Linked DNA regions of Homo sapiens: region 2 is linked to region 1. A link is an interaction called in ENCODE POLR2A ChIA-PET data of the cell type or tissue named here. Cell type or tissue: OCI-LY7. All regions are shown on one strand. Each heading gives the region's core, and the rest is flanking DNA. Links, peaks and the distances in the headings are about the cores only.

What was found. Peaks named below come from ENCODE experiments on the same cell type or tissue, not always from the same donor. Only the 100,000 strongest peaks of a DNase experiment are listed, where the experiment ranks them.
Region 2: POLR2A ChIA-PET joins it to region 1 with 5 read pairs; 5 of 35 experiments call an interaction of 5 or more read pairs at or near these places.

The regions. Positions count from the first base shown.
Region 1 is chr12:133,144,717-133,155,601 of GRCh38, reverse strand. It overlaps ZNF10 (zinc finger protein 10), which reads right to left. Exons shown (of 5, transcript NM_015394.5): 3 at 4,448-4,574; 4 at 3,698-3,793; 5 at 1-99. Among named protein-coding and RNA genes, the nearest start is that of ZNF10, 20 kb to the right of the region's middle. RefSeq lists an enhancer at 1-393. In OCI-LY7, for the core only: no CTCF peak of the experiment used is centred there; no DNase peak of the experiment used is centred there.
Region 2 is chr12:133,053,953-133,064,837 of GRCh38, reverse strand. It overlaps ZNF84 (zinc finger protein 84), which reads right to left. Exons shown (of 5, transcript NM_001289971.2): 5 at 1,539-7,884. The coding sequence ends at 5,906. Among named protein-coding and RNA genes, the nearest start is that of ZNF140, 22 kb to the left of the region's middle. RefSeq lists a silencer at 5,728-5,928. In OCI-LY7, for the core only: no CTCF peak of the experiment used is centred there; a DNase peak (open chromatin) is centred at 6,437.

The sequences.
Region 1 (10,885 bases), core at 2,031-10,030:
TCCTTGCCATTCCTTCCATTTTAATGTCACAGGATTGCTTATCTTTAAAAATGCTCCTGCTGGAAACTGATGATTTGATTTCAAATGCAGTCTCTGAATCTGAAAGAAATGAAAAATGTTTGTGTAACTAAACAGAGTATTAAGGTGAGAATGCTAGGATGTATGTGGAGACAAAGTATGCAAGATGTACACAGTTGCTTTCAAATATGGCTTTATAACTTTGATAGAGAATGAGAAAAGGAAGAATGGAGCGGTAAACAATAAATGCATTGTGGTATACAGTACTCACAAAGGGCAAAAGGAGTAAGGAGAAGCCACAGGACACAGCATGACACATGGGATCAGGGTATCAATGGTGAGGGTAGAAATAAGGGAAATTCCATAAAAAGGACTGCACTCTCATTTTCTAATCCAGATATTAACAGTCTAAGTTCCTCACCTGTCTACTTGTTGTCAGGACTTTCCCCTGACACACATTCTTCACATTACTATCAATTTAGTATTCTCTCTCTTTTTTTTTTTTTTGAGACAGTTTCGCTCTTGTTGTCCAGGCTGGAGTGCAATGACACAATCTTGGCTCAATGCAACCTCCGCCTCCCAGGTTCAAATGATTCTCCTGCCTCAGCCTCCCAAGTAGCTGGGATTACAGGCACCTGCCACCATGCCTGGTTAATTTTTAATATTTTTAGCAGAGACAGGGTTTCACTATGTTGGCCAGGCTGGTCTTGAACTCCTGACTTCAGGTGATCCACCCGCCTTAGCCTCCCAAAGTGCTGGGATTATAGGCGTGAGCCAGTGCGTCCGGCCCAATTTAGTATTCTTAAACCATGAATGCAGCCATACGTCAGGCAATGCTTTCTATCCAAATCACAGAAGCACTATAGAATAACACCCAGATGAGTGACACAACAGACCTCTCAGAGCAGCTACATGACAAGGTGGAAGAGTAACTGCACAAAAGTTACCAAGATGCAAGTTCTAAGTTTTATATTACGACTAGTGGTGAATTTAGACGAGTTGCTAAACTTTGAAGAATTCATTTTGCTTATCTGTAATCTAAGGATGACAGTATTTGTTATTTAAGATTATTATATTATATAAAGCATGAGCCTATTACAGTCTCTGGCACATTTATGGTCAAAGCAATAAGATTTACAATAATCATCATCATTCTTCTCATTTTTTTGATTTCTTCGCTCTGAAACATAAGGACTTAACAACTGATAGGACTACTACCACAAGATGTGAACTTAGAATCTGAAGCCTGACCCATACGCTCTTAGAATTTCTGCCATCTGCTACCTGTGTATATTACTGCAAATTATTTCTCTTGAATAAGAGCTTTATCTGTTTCTCAATGTCTTTCAGGTAAAACATATAATCCCAAACCTAAAAAATACACTGATGATACCACTTCATCTTACATAAGTGGGGTGACATTCCACTCTTACCTGGTATTATGGGTTAAACTGTATCCCCCCCGCCGACAAAAAGGTATGTTGAAGTTTTAATCCTCAGTATCTCAGAATATGACCATATTTGGAAATACAGTCTTTCCAGATGTAATTAGTTATGATGAGGTAGTACCAGAAATAGGATGGGCCCCTAATCCAGTATGAGGGTGGTCCTCCATAAAAAAGACACAGACACAGGGGAAGAGACCATGTGAACATGGAGACCAAGACTGGAATGATATATCCACAAGCCAAGGAACACCTGGGGCCAGCAGAGCCTGGAAGAGATAAGGAAAGACCCTCTCCTAGAAGCGTAGCAGAGCCCCACTGACATCTTCATTTTAGACTTAACAGCCTCCAGCTGTGACATGATACATTTTGGTTGTTTTGAGCCACCTAACTGCTGGTTCTTTGTTACCGCAGCCCCAGGAAACTAATACACCTGGTAAATGATCCCTGTGCCAGGCCTGGTCCCTAAATGACTTCCTTATACAATCCCACCCCGACCAGTCCTGTCCCTTACCACTTAGTTAGTTCCTAGTTTCTTCCCCATCCTGATGATTTTTAATAGGAAATACACCACCCTTTCCTCCCTTTCCCCAACCCAGAACATCAGAAAATCTTATGGAGAAGTTTTTCAACCTACAAATGCCAACTGGAAGATTCTATGAAGAATATCTATGATAAGGGGGGTGCTGAGCACTTATGGAGGACAATTCTGAGTGGAGAGTTTGGTCATAAGAATGAGGTGTTTTATTAATATCCTAAAATCTTCCACATATTATGTAATACAACCATGCCAGTAAGTTATTGTCGAAGTCTGTTGGACCCATCAATCAACTAATCATCTGATTTTTAAAAATCATCATTCATTATATTTTTTGATTTGATAATGAATTTAACAGCCTTGTAGATTCTGTAAAACTCCATGCCTTTAAGCCCATGAAGTCTGAGTATTTCTTTTGACAATAAATTCTCAATAAAAATATAAACTGCTGGGTCCAGTTAATAATTGTTATTTTTGGATACTTGTCAACAGACATTCAGGAAAGCTTACTAGATGAACAAAATAGAAAAGAAAGAAAGAAGGTAAGTAATAAAAAGAAAATATAACAATATTTCCTCCCATGGTCCCAAAGAAAGACTTGCTTTGAGATACCATTTTGATACAATCACCTACAAGGCAAATACTAAAAAGTAAAAAAGAGCTTATGATAATATTTCAAAGTAGAGATTTAAACTAAGTGGAAGTTCAGAAGAGGAAGAGGCCAATACTTAATGAGGAATCATAAAAGCCTTCATGGGAAAGAACTTGAGGCTAAATTACAGGACAAGTAAGACTCAGATTTAATTTACATCACACTCAAAGTCTGAGATGCAGGGAAATGCCTATAAATAAATTTTTAAAACATTAAATACAAAACTAGATAGAGGCTGGGCATGGTGGCTCACGCCTGTAATCCCAGCACTTTGGAAGGCCGAGGTGGGCGGATCACTTGAGGTCAGGAGTTCGAGACCAGCCTAGCCAACATGGTAAAACCCTATCTCTCCTAAAAATACAAAAATTAGCTGGGCGTGGTGGTGCATGCCTGTAATTCCTGGTTCTTTGGGAGGCTAAGGCGGAAGAATCGCTTAAACCTGGGAGGCGGAGGTTGCAGTGAGCCTAGATCGCGCCACTACACTCCAGCCTGGGAGACTGAGTGAAACTCCATCTCGAAAAGAAAAAAAGATCTAAAGTACAGTAGGAAAAACTGGTGTTTCTGTGAGCAGCCATTCTGGAAAGGAAGGAGAGTTGAGGCAACAGGAATTATGAGCTCTCTGCAGCAGTTTTCTACCTGGCAGAAAACAAACTCTCAGAAAAGAAGGTGATAAGAGTCCCACTCCAGAGCTTGCACAGAGAACTGAGTTGTGGGAAGGGGTCACATGAAAGAACAAAGAGAGGCAAAAATGCAAGAAGTGATTCTATGACAAACGAAAGCACAAGATGCTAGAGTGAGTGGTAACAATTAGGAGAGCGACACGTGCAAGCGCTGAAACCAAGCACGTCAACAGACAGAGAAACCTTTGCCTCTGAATGCAAATGGAATGTAAAGACTGGCAGTGGGGAAACAGGGGCCAGATAAACTCAGTCTTCCCAGGAAGAAGGGCCTGTGAGGAGGGCCAGTGACCACTATCTCTAGAAGTTCTGGCACCTCACAGCCCATCTGGGCTGCTGCCTATGACAACTCTTGACTGGTCCTCACCAGGATGGGTCTCTTGGTGAATTTCTCTCTCCACCAGCCAGGGCTCTTCTCCCTTCTCCAACCGGAGGATCACATCTGGCTTAGTAAGCTGATAACCTGTTCACAGTGAAAGACAAAGAACAGGGTAAGAGTCAGGGGAGCTCTGAGGTAGGCACGAAGAAACATCTCAGATTCAACCTGACCACCAACCCTCTGCAGGACTGGCAGGGACTCTAAAGTTGACAGAGGCAGGAAAACTTATTTTATTTTATTTATTTATTTTGAGATGGAGTCTCTCTCTGTTGCCAGGCTGGAGTGCAGTGGCATAATCTTGGCTCACTGCAACCTCCACTTCCGGGGTTCAAGTGATTCTCCTGCCTCAGCCTCCCAAGTAGCTGGGACTATAGGAGCACGCCACCACGCCCAGCTAATTTTTGTATTTTTAGTAGAGACGGGGTTTCACCATGTTGGTCAGGATGGTCTCAATCTCTTGACCTTGTGATCTGCTCACCTCGGCCTCCCAAAGTGCTGGAATTACAGGCGTGAGCCACCATGCCCAGCCAGAAAACTCCTTAAAGAGGCATTTTTAAAACTTCAATACATTAAAACAAGTTTTCCACAAAAGCTGGAGTAAAAAAACCCTGTTCTATGCCTCAAAGAAATTAGGTCTCTGAACGCCAAGCCTATACTCTGGTGTGATACATGCTTCAGGGTCTCTGTACCTTTTGATCAATGGAGAACCAAAATCTTCAAAAACAGAGCTAGTCTTACCCAAGGAAACCAGGTTCTTATAGTTCTCCAGCATCACATTTCTGTACACGATCTGCTGAGCAGTGTCCAGCAGCTTCCACTCCTCCCTGGTGAAGTCCACAAATACATCCTTGAAGGTCACCAGTGTCTACAACATCAAACACATTTGCATTGCACCAGATATGCATCTTTGCTATCCCCCTTTCCTGATCGCTAACAGGAAGAGAAATTAAGCTGACAGCACTGGGGCAGGTAAAGTGGATGGACCACAATTTATTCTAGGAGTGAGTAGTATTTATTCTAGTCAAGTCTTAAAAGGAATGGCTATTAGGTACCTACTGTCTGAAAACAAGTTTTATGTGATGCTTTAGGTTAAAGAAAACTGTCATAAGCATTTTTATTTAAATTAAATTTTAAACAGCTATGGCAGGGGGAATCATCCATTCTCCAAAAAAGTTAACCCACTTTTATACTACGTAAATAAAGAACCTAATTCAAGTACACCTTAATGCTTAAGAGATTTACCACCCTAGCCATGTTTTATAACCTAAAATAATTATCCAAAACATTTTTCATGACTATTGGTAGGTACTAAAAAAAAAAAAAACAGAAGAGTTGGGAGATTATATTTTAGCAGTAGCAAAACAATTTGACAAAGAAACAGGAGACAGATGCAAGGCCCTTATCAGCCACATCAAAAATAAGTGTTGATTGTATCTAGAGAAAAACCTATTTGAGTGACTGAGGGTCTCTCATCAAAGACCATAAAGGTCAGAAGACAGTGGAATAATGTTTGTTTGTTTTTAAATGTTGAAAGAACAGACAAACCAGAATTTCTACGTCCAGTGAAAATATCTTTCAAAAATGATGCAAAATTAAGATATTCTCAAATGAACTAAAACTAACAGAATTTGTTGCCCGAAGTTCTGCTCTAGAAGATGTGCTGAAGGAAGTTCTTCAGGCAGAAGGGAAATGATACCAGAGAGAAACCTGAAATCTCAGAAAAGGAAGATAAATAACAAAAACAGTAGATATCTGGGTAAATATAACAGATTTGTTTTCTTCTCTGAAATTTTTCAAAAATATACAGAACAGTTGAAAGAAAGACCTGTAACATTTTCCGGTGCAGTTTTTCAACGTACACACAACTTTAACAAAAAGGGAGGAATGTAAAGGGACCCACATGTTGTAAGGCTTCTAGATTTTGCTTGAAGTAGTAAAAATTAACTCTAAGTGGACTGTAAAAGATTAGATATGTATATTCTAATCCCTACAGCAAGTATTAAAAAATACAAAAATATAAAGCTGAAAAACCAAGACATTAAGTGAAATACTAAAATATATTCAAATAATCCAAATAAAGGCAGTAAATTAAGAAGGGGGAAAAGATATACAGAGAACATATAATAAAATAACACACTTAAATCCAATTGTATTAATTAATAACATTAAACAAAAATGGTCTAAACATAACAATTAAAAAACAAGTAGCCAAACTTTATCAAGAAAAAAAAAAAGCAACCGGGTGCAGTGGCTCACACCTGTAATCCCAGCACTTTGGAAGGCTGAGGTAGGTGGATCACTTGAGTTCAGGAGTTCAAGACCAGCCTGGCAATATGGCAAAACCCTGTCTCTACAAAAAATACAAAAATTAACCAGGCGTGGTGGCATGTGCCTGTAGTCCCAGCTACTCGGGAGGCTAAGGTGAGAGGATCACTTGAACCCAGGAGCCAGATGTTACAGTGGGCTGTGATCACACCACTGTACTCTAGCCTGTGCAACAGAGTGAGAACCTGTCTAAAAAAAAAAAAAAAAAAAAAAAAGCAATAGCAAAAACCACAAGCCCTTGAGCCCTGGAGTTTCAGACCAGCCTGGACAACATAGGGAGATCCTGTGTCTACAAAAAATTTAAAAATTAGCCAGATGTGGTGGCTCATGCCTATAGTCCCAGCTACTGGGGAGACAGGTGGGAGAATCACTTGAGTCCAGGAGTTTGAGCCAGACTGCAGTGAGCTGTGATAGCACCACTGCACTCCAGCCTGGGCAACAATGAGACCCTGCCTCAAAACAAACAAACAAACAAACCACAAGCCTCAACTATCTGCTACCTAAAAGAAAACACTGGGCCGGGCACGGTGGCTCATGCCTGTAATCCCAGAACTTTGGGAGGCTGAGGCGGGCGGATCACCTGAGGTCGGGGGTTCCAGACCAGCCTGACCAACATGGAGAAACCCTGTCTCTACTAAAAATACAAAATTAGCCAGGTGTGGTGGCACATGCCTGTAATCTCAGCTACTCGGGAGGCTGAGGCAGGAGAATCGCTTGAACACAGGAGGCAGAGGTTGCAGTGAGCCAAGATATCGGCATTGCACTCCAGCCTGGGCAACGAGAGCAAAACTCCAACTCAAAAAAAAAAAAAAAAAACCAACATTGAATACAACCTAGAAACCTAGAGAGGTTAAAAGTAAAAGGACAGAAACAGATATACTATGGAAACACTAATCATACAAAAGCTAGAGTGGCTGTATTAGTATCAGACAACATAGAATTAAGAACAAAGAATATTAGCAGAGATAAAGAGGGATATTACACACTGATAAATGTGTCAATCTGCAAAAAAATTTCAAATCCTAAATAGATCAAAATGTAACATATAAATTTATAAAACTTCTGTAAGAAAACATAGGAGAAAATATTTGTCATTTTGAGTTCTTCAGAGGGTTCTTAACAATAACACCAAAAGCACAAATTGATAGGTCAGGCATGGTGGCTCACGCCTGTAATCCCAGCACTCTGGGAGGCCAAGGCAGGAGGATCATCTGAGGTCAGGAGTTCGAGACTAGCCTGGCCAACATGGTGAAATGCCGTTTCTACTAAATATACAAAAATTAGCTGGGCATGGTGATGCACACAAGTAATCCCAGCTACTTCGGAGGCTGAGGCATGAGAATCGCTTCGACGCTGGAGGCAGAGGTTGCAGTGAGCCCAGATCACACCACTGCACTCCAGCCTAGACGAGAGAATGAGACTCTGTCTCCAAAAAAATAAAAAAGAACAAATAGAAAATTGACAAAGTGAGCTTCACCAAAACTAAAAATATTTTTCCTCTTCAAAAGACATTGCTAAGAGAATGAAAAGACAAGCCAGAGACCAGGAAATAATATTTGCAAATCACATTATCTGACAAAGGACTTGTACATATAAGGTACAGAGAACCCTCAAAACTCAGTAAGAGGCTGAGCACAGTGGTTCACACCTGTAATCCCAGACTTTGGGAGGCCAAGGCAGGCCTCGGGAATGCCTCAGGATTGCCTGAGTTCAGCAGTTCGAGACCAGCCTGGGCAACACGGTGAAACCCCGTCTCTACTAAAATACAAAAAAAAAAAAAAAAAATTAGCCAGGCATGGCGTCATGCACCTGTAGTCCCAGCTACTCGGGAGGCTAAGGCAGGAGAATTGCTTGAATCCGGGAGAAGGCAAACGTTGCAGTGAGCTGATATCGTGCCACTGCACTCCAGCCTGGGCTACAGAGCAAGACTCCGTCTCCCAAAAAAAAAAAAAAAAAAAACTCAGAAAACAGACTAGTTTTCTTACTGAGCAAAAGACTAAAATAAACATTTCACCAAAGAAGAATATAGGTAGTTGGTAATAAATAAGCAAATGATGCTTAATATCATTATTTATTAGGGAAATGAAAGTTAAAATGACAGTGAGATACCTCTAAGACACTTATTAGAAAGGGTACTTTTAAAATGTGTGATACCAAGTGCTGGTGAGGATGCGGAATAACTGCCACTCCCACACATTACTGTGAGAATGCAAAAATGCTACAACCACTTTGGAAAATTTGCATATTTTTCATAAAGTTAAACGTACTCTTGGCACACACCTATCATTCTCTTGGCTAAATACCTGAGTATGAAAATTTATGTCCACACAAAAACCTGTATGCAAATGTATAAACCTGAGAAAGGGCTTTATTTATAATTGGCAAAAACTGGAAGAAACTCAAATGTCCCTCAACAGGAAATGCATAAACAAAACGTGGTACAGCCACACAGTGTAAATCTACTCAGTAATAAAAAGGAACATCCTACTGACTCATGCAACAACAGATGAACCTCCGATACATTATGCTATATGAAAGGAGCTAGAGGCTTCATACTATGAGATTCCATTTATGTGACCTTCTGGAAAAGGTAAAAATCAATAGATCAGTGGTTGCAAGGGGCTGGAGGGGGAGTTAGCATGGACTATATACACAGGGGCAGCACACAGGGAATTCTAGGATCATGGGTTTGCCCTGTATCTTGGTGTTTTGTTTTTTTTTTGAGATGGAGTTTCGCTCTTTCACCTAGGGTAGAGTGAAGTGGCACAATCTCGGCTCAGTGCAACCTCTGTTCCCTGAGTTCAAGCAATTCTCCTGCCTCAGCCTCCCAGGTACCTGAGTTTATAGGCGCCCGCCACTGTGCCCAGCTAATTTTTGTATTTTTAGTAGAGACGGGGTTCCACCATGTTGGCCAGGCTGGTCTCGAACTCCTGACCTCAAGTGATCCACCCGCCTCCGCCTCCCAAAGTGTTGGGATTACAGGCATGAGCCACAGTGCCCAGCCTGCTCTGTATCTTGAATGAAGTGGGGGCTACACAACTATATGCATCTGTCAAAAATCACAGAACTGTAAATCCAAAGTGGAAAACGTTACTGTATGTAAAAAAAAAATTTTAAATGGAATGTCCTATGAGATCTGTATGCTGGATATCTTCTCTCCTTCCCTCCAGGTTTCCTCTCCACCCTACTCTGTTCCCCAGGGAGGGTGAGCTGTGTGGATTATACCAAAGGTTTCTCTTGCCCTCTGCCTTTCTGATTTATTTCACCAATGGAGATCACCAGCTGGATATGGCAAGAAAGTTGCCCCAGTGCAGTGGTGGTGACGTAATGGAGGTACCTTGACAGATGGGAACAGCCTCTGTGAACTGCAAGTCTGGTTTCCAGAACCTGTTCTCATCCCTTCAGGCCTAATGGTGATGACACTCTGCTCCCACCTCATTCTCGTATTACTGAAGTTCAGTGTGCCTGCTACTTTCCACTAGTCCTTGACTCACTCATTGCTGCTCAGTTTCTAAGAAGCCTGCCCAGTTTTAACTTCAGTGGCTATCTGATTTCTGGCCTGGTGCTTTTAGCATTCCTATAAGTAATACATTGCACTTTTACTGTGAACACAGAGACAAAGCATATCATGGGGACACCACTGAAAGGTGCATGACATGTTAGCCAAGAACCGGATTTGAAATCAGGCGAACCTGTGGTCAAATCTGTACATCTTAAATTTTGTGTTTTTTTTGTTTTTTTCTTTTTGTGGGGGTGGGGGGGTGGGACAGAGTTTTGCTCTGACACGCGGGCTGGAGTGCAGTGGCATGATCTTGGCTCACTGCAACCTCCGCCTCCCGGGTTCAAGCAATTTTCCTGCCTCAGCCTCCGGAGTAGCTAGGACTATGCCACCACGCCTGGCTTGCTTATTTTTGTATTTTCAGTAGAGACAGGGTCTTACCATGTTGGCCGTGCTGTTCTCAAACTCCTGACCTCGGTGATCTGCGCACCTCAGCCTCCCAAAGTGCTGGGATTATAGGTATGAGCCACCGCACCTGGCCTATATACCTTAAATTTTGGATTGGATAATGCTTATTTAACTTCACCATGAGTCAGTTCTCTTAGCTGTAAAATACCGTCTGTCTCATAGTATTATACACACTAACACAACAGTACAATACCGTGTTAAAGAAGACAGAGATGAGAAGTGCCATCTGCTGCAGTCCAGCATGTACAGACATGCCAAGAAGGTATATAGCCTAAGTATGCTTTCATTCCTCCTAATACTTTTGAAATATCTTGTGTGCTTCTTGTTCTTTGCTGGAAGTAAGCATTATCCTGAATTGTGTTGTTTATTATTTTCAAAATGCCCTTACCTCATATGAATATAATTGTAAACGAATAACTGGTTGGCCGGGCGGGGTAGCTCACACCTGTAATGCAGTGCTTTGGGAGGCCGAGGCAGGCGGATCACCTGAGGTCAGGATATTGAGACTGGCTAACACAGTGAAACCCCGTCTCTACTAAAAATACAAAAATTTAGCCAGGCATAGTGGCACACGCCTGTAGTCCCAGCTACTTGGGAGGCTGAGGCAGAAGAATCACTTGAACCTGGGAGGTGGAGGTTGCAGTGAGCTGAGATCGCGCCACTGGACTCTAGCCTGGGTGACAGAGCAAGACTCCGTCTAAACAACAACAAAAAAAGAATAACTGTTTGTAAATACCTGTTTTTGAATTTTTTGGTCAGCATGAGTTGATCTTTTTCTTGTATTAGCCTCCAGTCCATTTTAAATGTAACACTAATCTCATTCCATTCTGTCATATTTTCCACTACTATTCTACTATTTTTATTTTGTATATATTTGAAAATTT
Region 2 (10,885 bases), core at 1,678-9,677, 90 kb after region 1:
GGAGGCTGAGGCAGGCAGATCACGAGGTCAGGAGATCGAGACCATCCTGGCTAACATGGTGAAACCCCATCTGTACTAAAAATACAAAAAATTAGCTGGGCATGGTGGCAGGTGCCTGTAGTCCCAGCTACTCGGGAGGCTGAGGCAGGAGAATGGCGTGAACCTGGGAGGCGGAGCTTGCAGTGAGCCGAGATCGTGCCACCACACTCCCGCCTGGGCGACAGAGTGAGACTCTGCCTCAAAAAAAAAAAAAAAAAGAAAAGAAAGAAAAACAATGTACACAAAATGGACAATGATATAACTAGTTTTGCTCCCAGAGCAATATTAACTCTCTCAACCTCAGAGCTGTGGTTATGGGAAGCACAAGGTCCCCCTAGAGGATCATCTGTGATCTTCCTGCTTCCACACTGCAGTACCCAAACCCATGTGTTCTTTCTCTTTGAAAACACAGCACCGTATAAAGGTCAAACATCAAGGATTAGCCCCAGAGGGGGCACTTTCCACCTGAGGACAGAGTGTTCTAAATTATAAACTACAGATACAGCATGGAACTTTGTACCCTTGTGTCCAAGGACCAGCATGCCAGAAAAGCCACTCTTTGCTGGGGCATTGACACTGATCATCAGCAGGTATGGCTGCTGTTACACAACAGGGCAGGAGAAAAAAGGAGTGGAACTCAGGTGGCCCTCCTAGGTGCCTCTTTGAACTTCCTTGCCCCATTGTGATGTAAGTGGACAAATACAGCAACTTGGATCTGAAAAGGACATGGTGGCCAGGGCTCTGACCCCCTCAGGAATAAGGGTCTGGGACAAGCTACCACATAAGCCACTTATGTCCACAGAGGTGCTAACAGGGTGTGATGAGAATCTACAGTGACTAATACAGAAAGCAACTGCAACATTAGGGGCTGTGGTTTGTCCTATGAATCTTCCTTTTCTTAGTGTCTCTTCAGAGAGAGCCCCACCAGAATCCTAGAGCAGCAGCTTCCCAAATGTAACATAGACAAGGGGATCTAAGTGGTGGGAAGGATGGACTGTGTGATCAGAAACATGCATTATGACTCAGATCTCTCTTCAAGGAGGGACTTACCCAGGGCAGGGAGAGTCATCAGCAGAGAACCTCCACTTTTGAAGCTGGCCTCAGCTGAAATGAGCTGCTTCACCTAAGAAATCAGCAGCATCACTGAAGAAAAGAGCTGCTTCACCTAAGGCTGCTTCCTTCCCAGGGCAGCCTGAGTCTGGGTGATGGGGTGAGCAATGCAGGGTTGTAAGGGCCTGGCCGTCTTGGTTCAACACGAGGCACTCCAATGGGCAGTACATGTTCCAGAGTTCCCTGCTGGCTCCAATGCAGTGCAAATTGACTTCTTCCTCAGCTCAATGTTTTCTTTCTTCTTCTTCAATCATTTCACAGCTGTTGATCCTCAGTAGACATCTTGCACCCAAACTTCTCAGTAACCACTTCCAGAGAACAAGTTACGACATAGCCTGATTTCCTCTGTTAGAAATATTTGGGTTGTAACAAACACAACTTGAGCCAGATGAAGCAAACATGAGAATTTATTAGGATATTTGGAGTATCTCACAGAAGAATTCAACAATCAAGACATGAAAAGGGCAGAGGTGGACCTGAACATGAAGACCAGAAGAACCAGGTACTGGAACACAATCGGGACTCTTTCTTGATTTTGCTTTCATCATGGCTTCATTCTTCTCTCTCACTGCAGACCATGTTTCTCCATGTGGCAGAAAACAGCCACTCACTGCACCCACATTTAAATATAGCTTGTGATGCAAAAATTACACAGACAAAAAAGATAGTACTAGCTTTCTAGAAGCTTTCTAGTGGGAAAGATAAAACATGCAATGATTATATTATCACAGTGAGAAACACACGTACAGGTTCATATAGATTCAATAGGCATTAACAAGGAACAAGGGCATTTCAATTGCAGATTTGCAAAAACATAAGTGATAATAGAAATCTCAAGGAACTACAAGTTGTTCACAGAGGCCAGAAAATATTGCATAGGAGGAAAAAGTTTTCAGAAATGATAGATAGATAGGCATTGGTTTATACAAAAGTCCTTACATACCATAAGGAGAATGTTACACTTTAAGTCCACAATAAGCCACACGATATTTCAACATGAGGCATGTGAAATCAGGGTTGCATTTAAAAATAATCACTATGTATACATGTGAAAAATGGACTGAAAAATGATAGCAAGGTGCAGAAAACATGCATGCATCTGCAAGGGTTATGGTTGGTTATCAGCAGTTAGGCCAGGGGTAGGTGTTGAACATCTGAAAGCTCATTGGTACCTGTATAGACTAATAAGACCTCTGAAATTGACAACCTGGACATAGATTGCTGGAATGACCAAATGACTGCAGAGGTCTCAAATGCAGATTCCAAATGCCTACTGCTGTAGATTTTGCTAGAAAGTTACTTTTGATAAATACGGCATTCTGTGGGTGCATTTTATGTCAACATTCTAAAAGTGATGTTCCCGAAACCAAAGTATCACAAATATATGGACCCATAGGTAATGATGTCAGATCCTGCAAGAAAAAGTCACACAGAAGGCAATCCTGATACAGGTCTCAAAATTCAGTCTGGACCTTAAGGAAAACCCACTACTTAGTAAAAGGAAAACAATGTCAATTGTCCTTTGTAGAACTGTGCACAATTCCAGGTCAGTGGGAAAATCCAGGCAGTAAGAGAATAAGAAAAGATGATGCTTCCTGTATTTGGCCTCCTTTAGTATGCTATCTCAATGTACCTTATTGTGCTCCATAAAATCACAAATAAATCCAGTCTAACTTTAAAACTTTCTTCTTGATGTAGAATTTGTGGTAGGAAACAATAAGGGGCAATGCAGAGACACAGATTTGTGGTTTACAAGGTAATTTCAAAAACACATTAAAAAATCTCTAATTGCAGAATCAGAGCTCTCATGACACTTTAGAAGGTGAGTTCTAGTGATTACTGCACAACGTATTTGAACCTCTGCATCAGTTTTTAACTAGACCTCTGCTGTCAGCATCAATCCTCCCCATAACACCTGACATTTAGAAAAAAATGTTTGTTCTTGGGCAATCAATAGGCTAATGTTGAAGTTCCATTATCTAGTGTAGGAAGTATCAGGTTTAACTGCTTAATAGTTAATGGAATAATCTAGAATTTCCAAGACCTAATAAATCAATCTCTGGGATTGGAAAGAGAATGGTGATAGATGGAAAGAAAAAATAGGGCAAAAATCACAAAGTACAACATCACCCTGTAACTGTTCATTTGCATTAGTTGGTCTCCCACGTCTAGTAAAATGAATTTGAGATATTAAAAAGTAGGAAGTTCTTTTTCTTTTCTTTTTTTGACAGAGGCTCGCTCTGTCGCCCAGGCTGCACAATCTTGGCTCACTGCAACCTCTGCCTCTCAGGTTCAAGTGATTCTCCTGCCTCAGCCTCCTGAGTAACTGGGATTACAGGCACGCACAACCATGCCCGGCTAATTTAAGACAGGGTTTTGCCATGTTGGCCATGAACATGCTGGTCTTCAACTCCTGACCTCAAGTGATCCACTTGAGGTCTCCACTTGAGGTCCTCAGCCTCCCAAAGTGCTGGGATTACAGGCATGAGCCACTGTGCCCAGCCAGGAAGTTCATACACTTGAGTATGAACAAAAAGTTGGAAAATTAAATGCTTTAAAATTACAGCATGGAAAGACAGAATTATTTGGCTGTTGAACTGGTATTCTGGTTTAGAAAATTATTCATTTATTTAAAATTCCAACTTTCCCAAAATGTTGCAAAATCAATAATTAAAGGAGAAAATATTGTTTAAGGTAAAGGTGCAAAATACCATACTGATACAACAATTTGAACATAAAAGGAGAAGTCTTGAGTTTTTCTAAGTTTGCAATCAAGCTCAATATTGGACTTTTCTAAATTTCATCAGCATACAAAAAATATTAACTTTGCCAAGCAACATTATTGAGAGAACATTACAAAATCCTTACTTAGCTAAGGGATGGTTCATGCATTTTTATGGAAATATATAATGGTAAGTTCTCAATGTGAAGTTTTCCATGGGGATAATGCAACTAGTGAAACAAAGTCAAATACATTTCAAATGATAAAATGGAAATCTTGTTTCCTTATACAGATAGTTCCTGACTTAAGAGGATGTGACTTACAGTTTCTCAACATTACAATGGTATCCATACACTACTATTTTTCACCTTCAGTATTCAATAATTACATCAGATATTCAACACCTTTTTATAAAATAGATGATGCATTAGAATGTGTTCTGAGAATGTTTAAGGTAGGCTACGCTAAGCTATGATGTTTGGTAAGTTGGGTGTATTAAATGCATTTTTGACTTACAATGTTTTCAACTTACAATGGGTTTATTGGGAGGTAACCCCACTGTAAGTCCAGGATCATCTGTACTTTTCCAGGGACCACAGAAATTTGCTAGAAGATAAAATAGGCATCCTTGAATGTCAAAAATGTTTTTCCAGCACAAAATTCCCTAATACTTTACATCTTCAGAAATGTGATTTTTTAATAATTCATTTATCCATCTAATTTTTACAAGATATTTTATGCAACACAAAAAGCATAACAGCAGCACAAAATATCCATGATACTTTATCACAGTAAATTAAAATAGTGACATTTGGGTTACATATCACTTAAGATACATATATATATACTATATGGAGGCACCTCACTAAATGAGAAAAAGATTTAATACAGCACTACTTTATTTCATTTAGTTTGGGTGTTGTAATGTAGTTCACACACCTTTATTTTGCTCATTCAGTTATATATTACTATGGTTATTCTGTGGTTCCTGCCTTTGCATATTTATTTTATATAAACTGTTACTCAGACTCTGAGGATGCAGAAGACTTACACAATGTTGGCTTCAGTTACTGAATAGAAAGGTCCATAAAAACAAAAGACCCCTTATGTATGTCTATAAGTTAAAAGAAACGGGTTATCACTTAAGGTACTTATTCATGTAGTCATGTTACATGAGTTTCCATTTTTTATATTATTGTTAAAAAATAAAAACCAGTGGTGTGTAGTGTTGTCTTCACAGACATCAGAGGCACTAAAAGGCATATGCATTTCATACTCCCAATTACATTAAATTATAGGTAAGTCCAAAACACAAAACATACGTGACACTAGAAGATAAGCCACAAATACCACTAAGAAATGTCTTAGATGTTTCAATAACCAATTTATTCACGTATTTTTAAAACTTCACACTTCAAAGTGAACATCTGTCAACCACTTAGAATTGGGTATTTTTGGTACCCATGTCTACAAAAAGTGTATGGCTTCCCTTGACAGTACTATACTGAGGGGCAAGTGTTCCCAGTGTCTTTAAATTGTTAGGTTCTCCATAATATGAATTCTCCAAAATACAAAATAGTCTCGTTACTTGTTGCACTGTCCCATATTTAGTACTTTCATAGAACTTCATTCCTAAGAGCATTTTCTTATGTACAATGAACTGTCATTTCTTAAAAATATTGCCTCATTTCCCGCATTCATGGGGTTTTCCCTCATCCCCAGTGGGAATATTTCTAATAGCTTAAGAGACTTGACTTCTGGAAGGCTTTTGGACATTCACAGGATTCTTCTTTGCTGTGAATGTTCTACTCTATAAGGCTTGTCTATGGTTTTAAAAGTTTTTGAGATCCACTGCAGTCATAGGTTCACTCTACTCTATGAATTATGATCGGCTTTCCATACACCACCTCATTTAGAGTTCTCATCCTCATGGAGTACAAACACCTAACATGACGTGACTGTCTACAAACGTTATCATAATTGCATTTCCTGAAGTCCAAGATGATCTGTCAAAGACTACTATTAACTGTATTCCTAGGATTTTTTTACTGTATGAGTTCTCTGATGATTGATGAGCTGTGACTTCTGTGAGAAAGCTTTCCCACATTCAATGCATCGATAAGGCTTCTCTCCTGTATGAATTCTCTGATGATTAACCAGCTGTGACTTCTGAGAGAAGGCCTTCCTACATTCACTGCATCCATAGGGTTTCTCACCCGTATGTGTCCTTTGATGTGGTATAAGGTGTGACTTCCGAGAGAAAGCTTTGCCACACTCACTGCATTCAAAAGGCTTCTCTCCTGTATGTATTCTCTGATGATTGATGAGACTTGACTTCTCCCTGAAGGCTTTTCTACATTCATTGCATTCATAAGGTTTTTCTCCTGTATGAGTTCTCAGATGTCTAATTAGCTCCGACTTCTCAAAAAAAGCTTTCCTACAAAGACTGCATTCATAGGGTTTCTCTCCAGTGTGAATTCTCTGATGGGTATTTAGCTGTGATTTCTGGGAGAAAGCTTTTTCACAGTCCCTGCATTCATACGGTTTTTCTCCAGTATGAGTTCTCTGATGAGTTGCAAGACTTGACTTCTCACCAAAGGCCTTCCCACATTCACTGCATTCATAGGGTTTCTCCCCTGTATGTGTCCTCTGATGTGATATGAGATGTGACTTCTGACAAAAGGCTTTCCCACATTCACTGCATACATATGGTTTTTCTCCTGTATGAATTCTTTGATGATTAGTGAGACTTAATTTTTCACTGAAAGCTTTCCCACACTCACTGCATTCATACGGTTTTTCTCCCGTATGAGTTCTCTGATGTCTAACGAGCTGTGATTTCCTGCTGAAGGCTTTCCCACATTTACTGCATATAAAGGGTTTTTCTCCTGTGTGTGTCATCTGATGTGATATGAGATGTGACTTCTGGGAGAAGGCCTTCCCACACTGAATGCATCCATGAGGTTTCTCTCCTGTATGTGTTCTCTGATGATTAATGAGACTCGACCTCTCTCTAAATGCTTTCCTACACTCGCTGCATTCATAGGGTTTCTCTCCAGTATGAATTGTCTGATGTCTAATAAGCTCTGACTTCTCAAAGAATGCTTTTCTACAATCACTACATCCAAAGGGTTTTGTTCCTGTGTGAGTTCTGTGATGTGTAACGAGTTGTGACTTCCTGCTGAAGGCTTTCCCACATTCCCTGCATTCAAAAGGCTTCTCACCGGTATGAATTCTCTGATGGTTAATGAGATTGGACTTTTCACTAAAGGCCCTCCCACATTCATTGCATCCATAGGGTTTCTCTCCTGTGTGTGTTCTCCAATGCGATATGAGATGTGACTTCCGGGAGAAGGCTTTCCCACATTCACCACACTCATAAGGTTTCTCTCCTGTATGTGTCCGCTGATGGGATGTGAGCTGTGACTTTTGGGAGAAGGCTTTCCCACACTGGCTACAATTATAAGGTTTTTCTCCTGTATGAGTTCTGTGATGTGTAATAAACTGAGACTTCTGGGGAAAGGTTTTGCCACAATTACCACAGCCAAAGGCTATGTCTCTTATATGTCTGCTCTGATGTTTAATGAGACTTGGTTTCTTACTGAAGCGCTTCCTACATTCACTGCATTCATAGAGTTTCTCCCCTAAACGATTTCTATGATATATGATAATCTGTGACTTTTTATAGCTCTCTTTATATTTATCACAGTCATAGTATTTTAACCAGGTATCAGTATCCTCAGGCTTGGAATGGAGAAAAAAATTATCAAACACATTAAAGTCATCTGATTCTGCTTTTCCATAATCTCCTTTTGGAATAAGCAAATCTAAATGATGTTTTAAAATCAATCCATCTAAGTCACCTTCACTGTTTGATTTCCTTAAAGGAACAAAGTTCATGTTCAGATTGAAATTTTTTCCAAATGCATCACATTCATGACCTCTTTTTATAATTTTAAGCTTGTCTTGGTTATCCTGGTGCCACATCATGTTACCATCTACTTTCCAGACTTCTATAAAGGAAACAAAAACAATCTGTTTGGTTGTGCTTTCTAAAAACAAAACAAAACAAAACAAAACTAGAAATGCTATGTTGAGGGGTTGGCTGCTTTTAAGGCTTAGTTTCCGAGTCTGAAATAAGTCCCAAGTATAATAACTATCTTCTAGGTATTGCAAGGAAATGCTAAAAACAGAAACAGGAAACTGACTGGAGATTAAGTCATCTTTGGTTGTTGACAAATATGTTTATTAAATGGGGAATATGAAAAACACATGAAAAGCAAAGAAAAAAGGTTAGAAGAAGCTTTGACCCAATGTTTTGAGTAATTAATTCACTCAATACTTTCTGAGTATACACTATGCCCAGGTAGTGTGTAAGGTACTAGAGACACAAGAGAAAAAATAAGTTCCTGTAGGCCAGGAGCGGTGGCTCACACCTGTAATCCCAGCACTTTGGGAGGCCGAGGCAGGCAGATCATGAGGTTGGGAGATCGAGACCATCCTGTCTAACATGGTGAAACCCCGTCTCTACTAAAAATACAAAAAATTAGCCGGGTGTGGTGGTGGGCGCCTGTAGTCCCAGCTACTCAGGAGGCTGAGGCAGGAGAACGGTGTGAACCCAGGAGGCGGAGATTGCAGTGAGCCGAGATCACGCCACTGCACTCCAGCCTGGGTAACAGAGCAAGACTCCATCTCAAAAAAATAAAAATAAAAAATAAAAAAATAAGTTCCTGTCATTATAAAATTTATATTGTAATGGAAAAGATAATATTTTTAAAACAACAAACTATACACTGTAGTAAATACTAAGAAGAAAATGAAAATATTTGAAAGAATGATTAGTCATTTCAAGCTTAAACAATGAGAAATATTTTGTGTATTGTTTCTTATTCTAAAGTTTTATTTAAACTTGCCATATGCATCTTCACATTACTATTAAGAAAGCCACTTAGATCCTCCCACCTTAACTGCCTGAGTAGTTGGGACAACAGGCATGCACCACCATGCCCAGATAATTTTTTTTTAATATTTTGTAAAGATGGGGATTCCCTATATTGTCCAGAATGGTCTTGAACTCCTGGCTTTATGCAGTCTTTCCACCTCAGCCTCCCAAAGTTCTGGGTTACAGGTGTGAGCCACTGCGCCGGGCCAATTTTGGTTTTTCATGGAGGACTTTTAGCAGGTCTCAAAAGTTTTCTTCTAATAGTTTTCTTGGTGTTCTATCATTCATAGGTGTTGAATTTATCAAACTTTTTCTATTTCAATTATTACATTTTTACTTTGTTCAAGTAATATTGTATCATATTAAACAAACATTGCATTGTGAAAAATACCCTGCTTAGTCATGGTATGTAATCATTCTTATACCTTTTTGTATTCTTTTTTTAAATATTTCTGAGAATTTCTGTGTCTAAATTTAAATAGGATGTTGTTTCATAGTCATCTTGTGATTCTTTTGTCTCCTTTGGGTATTATGGTATTACTGGCTAACAGATGAATTAAGAAATATTACCTCTTCTACTGCTTGAAGTTTTTGTGAGAAATTGATGTTTTTCATTAAGTGTTGATGAAATGTACAACTTAAGCAGTTTATAACAACTATTCTATCTAAAAAGATTTAATTTTTTTGTTATGTGGATATAAGTATATTCTATTATATATATAATGAAACAATTCATAGGATGTTTTTTGAGTTTACTTTTGTAATCCATCTCTATCAGTATTTTCTATTTCACAGTATGTCATGAACAATTATTCTAGGCACTTGACATGGAATAATTTGAACAAATAGAGAATGAGTCCTATACTACAATCAATAAATAACTCAAAATTTTCTCCATTTTTAGGATGAAGAATATGAATATAGTTCTGTTACATAATATTTGTGTTTACTGTGTGAGACAAATGAGTTACTGAATGTAAAAATAATTAGTAAAACTGCCCTTTGATTTTGGAATTCATGAAGCAGGCAAATGCCCTACCTTCTATTTTTATCAATATTTAGATAAGGCAGAAAAATAAATTTTAATAAGATACACAGAATAATCTTGTATTTGAAGAATGCTATGAAAAAAGATAGTTTGGAGCAGTAGTTAGTATTTGGCTCATATAATGTGTTAGGTACTATTCTAAGCCATTAAACATTTGTATGCTTAATACCTAAGAGTTTAAAGTGAAGAAATCAAAGATTCATTGAAAAAGAAAAATTAAATTTAAAAAAAATTGTATTTTTAATTGAAAAATAATAGTTGTACATATCTGTCTACAGTGTAATATTTTGATATATGTTTATGTTGTAAAATGATTAAATCAAGTTAATGTTTATAACCTAAAAAAAAAAAAAAGGAAAGCCACTTAATGCAACACATTTTCAAAACCATATCATCTTTCATCTAAACTATTCAGGCACAGAACTTTAAAATCCATGTGTACTTTCACTAAAACTATCCCAAGACCCAAGTTCCCATTCTAAAAATAATCTAATCTGACAGTTTGACAGTCATTTGTTACATAGCTCTATTTCCATTATCCTCATGACATAACCATTTATACTATTATAAGTTAACTTCAAAATATGTATTTTTTGAGACAGGGTCTTGCTCTGTCGCCCATATTGAAGTGCAGTGTTGTGATGCAGCCTCAACCCCCCAGGCTCCCAGGCTCAAGAGATCCTCCTACATAAGCCTCCCAAGCAGCCAGAATACACAGGTGTGCAACCACATAGCTGGCTAATTTTGTTGTTGTTCTTGTTGAGATGGGGTCTCCCTATGTTGTCCAGGCTGCTCTTGAACTCCTGGGCTCAAGCAATTCTCCCACTTTACCCTCCCAAACCAGTAAGAGACTTGGTCTCTCCCAGAGTGTTGGGGTTTCAGGCATGAGCCAACATGCTGGGCCCATTTTTCAATAAAAATCTACATTTCAAATTTTTTGTGAGGTTGTACCTAGAGGTAAGAAAGATAATCAGTAATGTGAAAACATTCTACAAATTTAAATGTCAACTGAAGGTTATATATT